Regions from separate parts of the Homo sapiens genome. Here region 1 is linked to region 2. Evidence: read pairs that join two places in POLR2A ChIA-PET (ENCODE). Cell type or tissue: GM12878. All regions are shown on one strand. Links, peaks and the distances in the headings refer to the core of each region. The heading gives the core; the rest is flanking DNA.

The links. ChIA-PET counts read pairs that join two places held together with the same protein. Peaks named below come from ENCODE experiments on the same cell type or tissue, not always from the same donor. Only the 100,000 strongest peaks of a DNase experiment are listed, where the experiment ranks them.
Region 1: POLR2A ChIA-PET joins it to region 2 with 5 read pairs; 3 of 35 experiments call an interaction of 5 or more read pairs at or near these places.

What each region holds. Positions count from the first base shown.
Region 1 is chr16:69,071,426-69,074,332 of GRCh38, forward strand. The region is part of intron 17 of TANGO6 (transport and golgi organization 6 homolog); the gene reads left to right. Among named protein-coding and RNA genes, the nearest start is that of HAS3, 33 kb to the right of the region's middle. RefSeq lists enhancers at 233-952, 953-1,670, 1,671-2,389, 2,390-2,907. In GM12878, for the core only: no CTCF peak of the experiment used is centred there; no DNase peak of the experiment used is centred there.
Region 2 is chr16:68,863,628-68,866,534 of GRCh38, forward strand. The region is part of intron 3 of TANGO6 (transport and golgi organization 6 homolog); the gene reads left to right. Among named protein-coding and RNA genes, the nearest start is that of TANGO6, 22 kb to the left of the region's middle. In GM12878, for the core only: no CTCF peak of the experiment used is centred there; a DNase peak (open chromatin) is centred at 1,816.

The sequences.
Region 1 (2,907 bases), core at 141-2,640, 210 kb after region 2:
AAATGTCTTATTTTTGACCATTCATGTTGTGTTTTGTTGATCTCACACAATAAGAACAGAATAGCCATTTCATTCACCAAGTTCCAGTAGTAAAAAACACCTTGAAATGTAAATGACCTTTAAAATATTAAAATAATTTTTAAGTGTAAATGAATCTACTCATTACCGTCTTTACTCATGGAGCTTGTGTTAGAGAGGTAGTCTAACTAGAGCCTTTTTTCTTCCTCTATTTTCATATATTCTGGATTGTGGTAATATGGTTTTTATAATCAAACAAATCAATTTAGGAAGTAAAGAGAAGAAAGATATTTGCCATTTATTTCTTCTTTTGATCTTAAAGATACAACCACTCCGCAAATGTTCCAGGTCAAGCTCATTGAAAGAGTCAAACACTGTCTTCCTGCTTTTCCATTGAATGTGCACCTGTGTGCCCAAGGCAGTCTTTTACTCACACCTTCCCTTTTCAGTTTGCCAAGCCTCTTCTGGTCCTTTCTGAGCCACGTCTAACCCTAAAGACTGCCCTTGTCCCTGAAGCTTCAGCTTTGTGTGTTTCAGGCCAACTGGCGCCTGGAAAGAGGGAGGGTGAAGAGAGAGGGAGACCGTGTGTGTGTGTGTGTGTGTGTGTGTGTGTGTGTGTGTGTGTAGAGAGAGGGAGACCGTGTGTGTGTGTGTGTATGTGTGAAGAGAGAGGGAGACCGTGTGTGTGTGTGTGTGTGTGTGTGTGTGTGTCACATGCGCTCTCTAAATTCTTTTGATAAAGAATCTGAACGCCACTCCCTTCCAAAGAGTTTTCAGACCAGGAGTCTGGGTACTTCTTTAAGATATCCTTGGCCTAAGCTTCTCAGATGGTGAAAGTGTTTGTTTCAACCACTGACTGCAAGCAGCTAAACTAGCTTTCCTGTGAATGAGACGCACCCAGCCTACTCACAGCCATACCCACTCCACCTTGCCCTGGAGTCCTTGGGCCTGATACAGTTGGGGGATGAACAGCAGGTGTGCTGAACTCATAATGAGAGGTTTCCGCTGTGGGATTGCCTATATCCTGCCCCCGACAGAGGCTCCTGTAACTTTACCTTTGAACTCTCCTTGTATTCAGCCCCTGATCCATGGGATTTGGTGACAATCCCTGGCTGGCAGGAAGCTTTGATCCTTGGGGAGTCCAGAGGAAGTCCTATGATGTGTGGGATCCCTAGAGTCACAGGGATTGGGAAGAAGCTCTATACCAGGATGGGTTGCTAAGATAGACCCATTAATTAAGCAGGAGGCTTTGCTTAACACTCAGTTACTAAAAACAGAGATCCGGTAACTGATAACAGGGAGCTCAGCACCCCTCAAGTGTGGAGTGGGTTTTGCACAGGCAGTATTGTTATTTTAAGGACACAGAAGTGCCCAGGGGGAAATTCCTACCCACACGGAGAAAGAGCAGAATACCTGTGAGTATCCCTTTTTAACAAGTAAAAGCTGACTTTACTTTGAATGTTAGGAGGCTCTAGCAAAAAAATCTCAAAGATATTTCTAAGTGAAAGATTCCTCTAAAAGGAAAAAAAAAAAAAAGATGACCTTGTAACAAACACTGGAGGATGGGGCACAGGAAGCCAGGAGAGCAGCCTGGGTGACAGAGTGAGACCTTCTTTAAAAAAAAAAAAAAAGTGGAAGCTCTAGAATTTCTATATATAGAGATGCTTTGGGCTATAATCCATTGGAGAGAGTGTTGGGAGATTTGTCTTTAGGCTGTACCTGCATAGCAAGCATGCTGGTTTTGCTTGGAAACTGCCTTCTTTTTGTGATGGCCTGGGAGCTGGAACTTACTAAAGTTCCCCCAAGCCATTTCCTTGGTGCCACCCACTGGCTGGGAATAAATGTCAGAGTGAAGGCACTTTCACAGAGCAGGTACAGGTTCCTCTTCCTCCACCCACCTCCAAAGGCGGAAATGACTTCCTTTGCTTCCAGAGAATTGCCTGCGTTTCTCTCTTAGAACGGAGATCACTCCATGTGGGGTGTGTGTACTGCCTCCCCACAGGGCTGTAGCTGCCACCTGGGAGGGTTCGTGCCTTATTCATCTTTTTTATCGCCAGCACAGTGCCTGGGCATGACAGAGGCCCATAGTACTGATTATTGAATGAGTGAGTAATCATGAGGCAATAGCGGTGGAGAGTCATCCTCTGCCGGGAATTAGCTCATTTTCATGCGGCCAGCCTCAGGAAAAATAAGACTTCCTTGCCCAAAGACAGGTTAGAAAGGGCACTCGAAGCCAGGCCTGGTGGCTCACGCCTGTAATCCCAGCATTTTGGGAGGCCGAGGCCGGCAGATCACAAGGTCAGGTGTTTGAGACCAGCCTGGCCAATATGGTGAAACCCAGTCTCTACTAAAAATACAAAAATTAGCTCGGCATGGTGGCGGGCGCCTGTAATCCCAGCAATATGGGAGGCTGAGGCAGGAGAATCGCTTGAACCCAGGAGGCAGAGGTTGCAGTGAGCCGAGATCATGCCATTCACTGCTCTCCAGCCTGGGGGGCACAGAGCAAGACTCCATCTTAAAAAAAAAAAAAAAAGGCACTCGGGTGAGGCCACAGAGTCAGGCCCCCGACCTAGGAGACCTGACTGTGGCTCAGAAGCTCCCTGAGAAAGCCCAGGAGGTAACTGCCCAGCAGGGACCAGGCAGCATCTTCCTGAGGTTTGCTCACAGGACTCAGGTGCTTCACGTGGTGACACTGGGCTAGGAGCATTGAGGGTTGTTTGCAGGCTGACCGTATAATATGTGGGTCCCAGTGCAGATTAAAATGCAGGGCTCCTTGCTAGGGAAAACAAATAACAACAACAAGAAGAAAGTACCATTAGTGCTGTGTGTGTGTGTGTATATATATATATATTACAGAAAAGGAGTCCCGATCCAGACCCCAAAAGAGGC
Region 2 (2,907 bases), core at 298-2,797:
CAATTTTATGTGAGATATATTTTATTCATTCTGAAACTAGATCTTCTCTTTTTTTAACTAAAATTTGCTGTTTGACAAAACATTCTTTTAGCACAACTATCTGGACACTAATTCTTTGAATGGATAATGTATTTGAAGTCAAGAAATTAAAACTAGATATATTATTGGTTCTATTCTTAGTTCCTTTGTTTCAAACATGTAGTAGTATATATTCTGCTAGGGATAAGATAGTTTCTTTGTTTTCTTAAAAATAATGTTTATCTGAGGCCGGGCGTGGTGGCTCACGCCTGTAATCCCAGCACTTTGGGAGGCCAAGGTGGGTGGATCACCTCAGGCCAGGAGTTCGAGACCAGCTTGACCAACATGGAGAAACCCTGTCTCTACGAAAAATACAAAATTAGCCGGGCATGGTGACGCATGCCTGTAATCCCAGCTACTCGGGAGGCTGAGTCAGGAGAATCGCTTGAACACAAGAGGCAGAGGTTGCAGCGAGATGAGATCACGCCATTGCACTCCAGCCTGGGCAACAAGAGCAAAACTCCGTCTCAAAAAAAAAAAAAGTTTATCTGAAATGATTTAATTTGATGATATAGATGGAATTGTCTGTTTGCTTTTAGTACCTACATTTTCGTTATGAATCTAGGTGTGTAAAGAGTGAGGAGCCAGCCAGGCACTGTGGCTCACACCTGTAAACCCAGCACTTTGGCAGGCTGAGGCAGGAGGATCACTTGAGGTCAGGAGTTTGAGGCCAACGTGGGCAACATAGCAAGACCCCTGTCCCTAGAAAAGATAAAAAATAAAAAACTAGCCAAGTGTGGTAGCATGCACCTGTAGTTCCAGCTACTCTGGAAGCTGAGGTGGGAGGATTCCTCAGGCCCAGAAAGTTGAGACTGCAGTGAGCTGTGATCGGGCCACTGCACTTCAGCCTGGGCAACAGAGTGAGATCTTGTCTTTAAAAAAAAAACAAAAGAAAAAGAGCGAGAAGCCAAAGGAATTAGCTGTAGGTCAGGAGCAAGGACCAGCTGAAGCTGGCTACAGAGATATCTCCTAATTGAGTAATTTTCATCTCATCCTTAGAATCTTACTGTAAGCCTTCCATCAGGCCTCTCTGGCATTCAACCCCCGTGTGCAGGTGTTTGAATTTGTAAACCTTTCCATTCTTCAGGTTTCTTACCCATAAGATAGGGATAATTACAATGCCTTCCTTGTAAGTCCCTTTTGAGATTATATGGGAGTTGCTTATGATGTGCCTGGCACACCATAATCCCTCAGTAAATGGTAATAATTCAATAAAAGAGAGAGGACAGGAGAGTTAGGATGAAATATTTCTGTTACTAATTTTGAGGCTTACATACTTAAGTGCAGTGGTGCCGGGCGTGGTGGCTCACCCCTGTAATCCCAGCACTTTGGGAGGCCGAGGCGGGTGGATCACGAGGTCAGGAGTTCAAGACCAGCCTGGCCAAGATGGTGAAACCCTGTCTCTACTAAAAATACAAAAAATTAGCCGGGCGTGGTGGTGTGAGCCTGTAATCCCAGCTACTCTGGAGGTTGAGGCAAAGAATTGCTTGAACCTGGGAGGCGGAGGTTGCAGTGAGCCCAGATCGCGCCACTGCACTCCAGCCTGGGCTACTGAGCGAGACTCCGTCTCAAAAAAAAAAAAAAAAAATGCAATGGTTGACAGCAACATGATCAGTGTTCTAGCCCAAAATAAGGGCTAGAACATTCAAACTGCAGCACCTTCTGCAGGGGATAGGCCTCTGAAAAGTACCCAACAAGAAAAAGCAGAACAAAATATGCACTCACTCTCAAAAGATAGAAGAGGAACTGAGATAGAAGAGCTGAGAGGTGTATGCCAAAACCAGCTAATAAGTGAGTTTACTCCACCCTCAGCAATAAGGGACACCAAGTCTATTTATTCACAGTGGCTCCACAGAACTCCCAGAAAGGGGTCCTTGAAGAAATCCACTATCTTTCTTGCAGATCATACTGGGGCAGGAAAGAAATACAAAAGAAATCCGGCCGGGCGCGGTGGCGCACTTTGGGAGGCTGAGGTGGGTGGATCACAAGGTCAGGAGATCGAGACCATCCTGGCTAACACAGTGAAACCCCATCTCTACTAAAAATACAAAAAAAAAAAAAAAATAGCCTGGCATGGTGGCAGGTGCCTGTAGTCCCAGCTACTCAGGAGGCTGAGGCAGGAGAATGGCGTGAACCCAGGAGGCGGAGGTTGCAGCGAGCCGAGATCGTGCCACTGCTCTCCAGCCTGGGCAACAGAGCAAGACTCCGTCTCAAAAAAAAAAAAGAAATCCAACTCTTTCTTTGAACTGTGTCACAGGAATCAGAGTTGCTAATGCCACAGAGGCAAGGGCTGGAATGCTCCCTCCCTGTTGTGAACTACCCTCTTAGTGGCAAATAACGTTCATAAGAATCTTCCTTGGAAGCTGGATTTGTTTGTCAGAGCTACATTCAGAGATTGTTTGCATTAACTTTGTGTTCCGAAGATCTACATTTTAATTGCTGATGCGTTTGTCTGTTTCTGAGTTTGAAATTTCATTGATTTTTCACTTTCACTGTTTTTTACTTTCTTAAAAGTAATGCAGAAGAAGGTTTTGTAAAGTTTTTTTTTTTTTTAAGGAAAAAATGTTGCTCTTTTGAAGTCTGTATAGCACACTGTTAATTGTCAGTATGACTCAGGACTTTTAAAAAATAATGTCGGCCGGGCGCGGTGGCTCACGCCTGTAATCCCAGCACTTTGGGAGGCCGAGGCGGGTGGATCATGAGGTCAGGAGATCGAGACCATCCTGGCTAACAAGGTGAAACCCCATCTCTACTAAAAATACAAAAAATTAGCCGGGCGCGGTGGCGGGCGCCTGTAGTCCCAGCTACTCGGGAGGCTGAGGCAGGAGA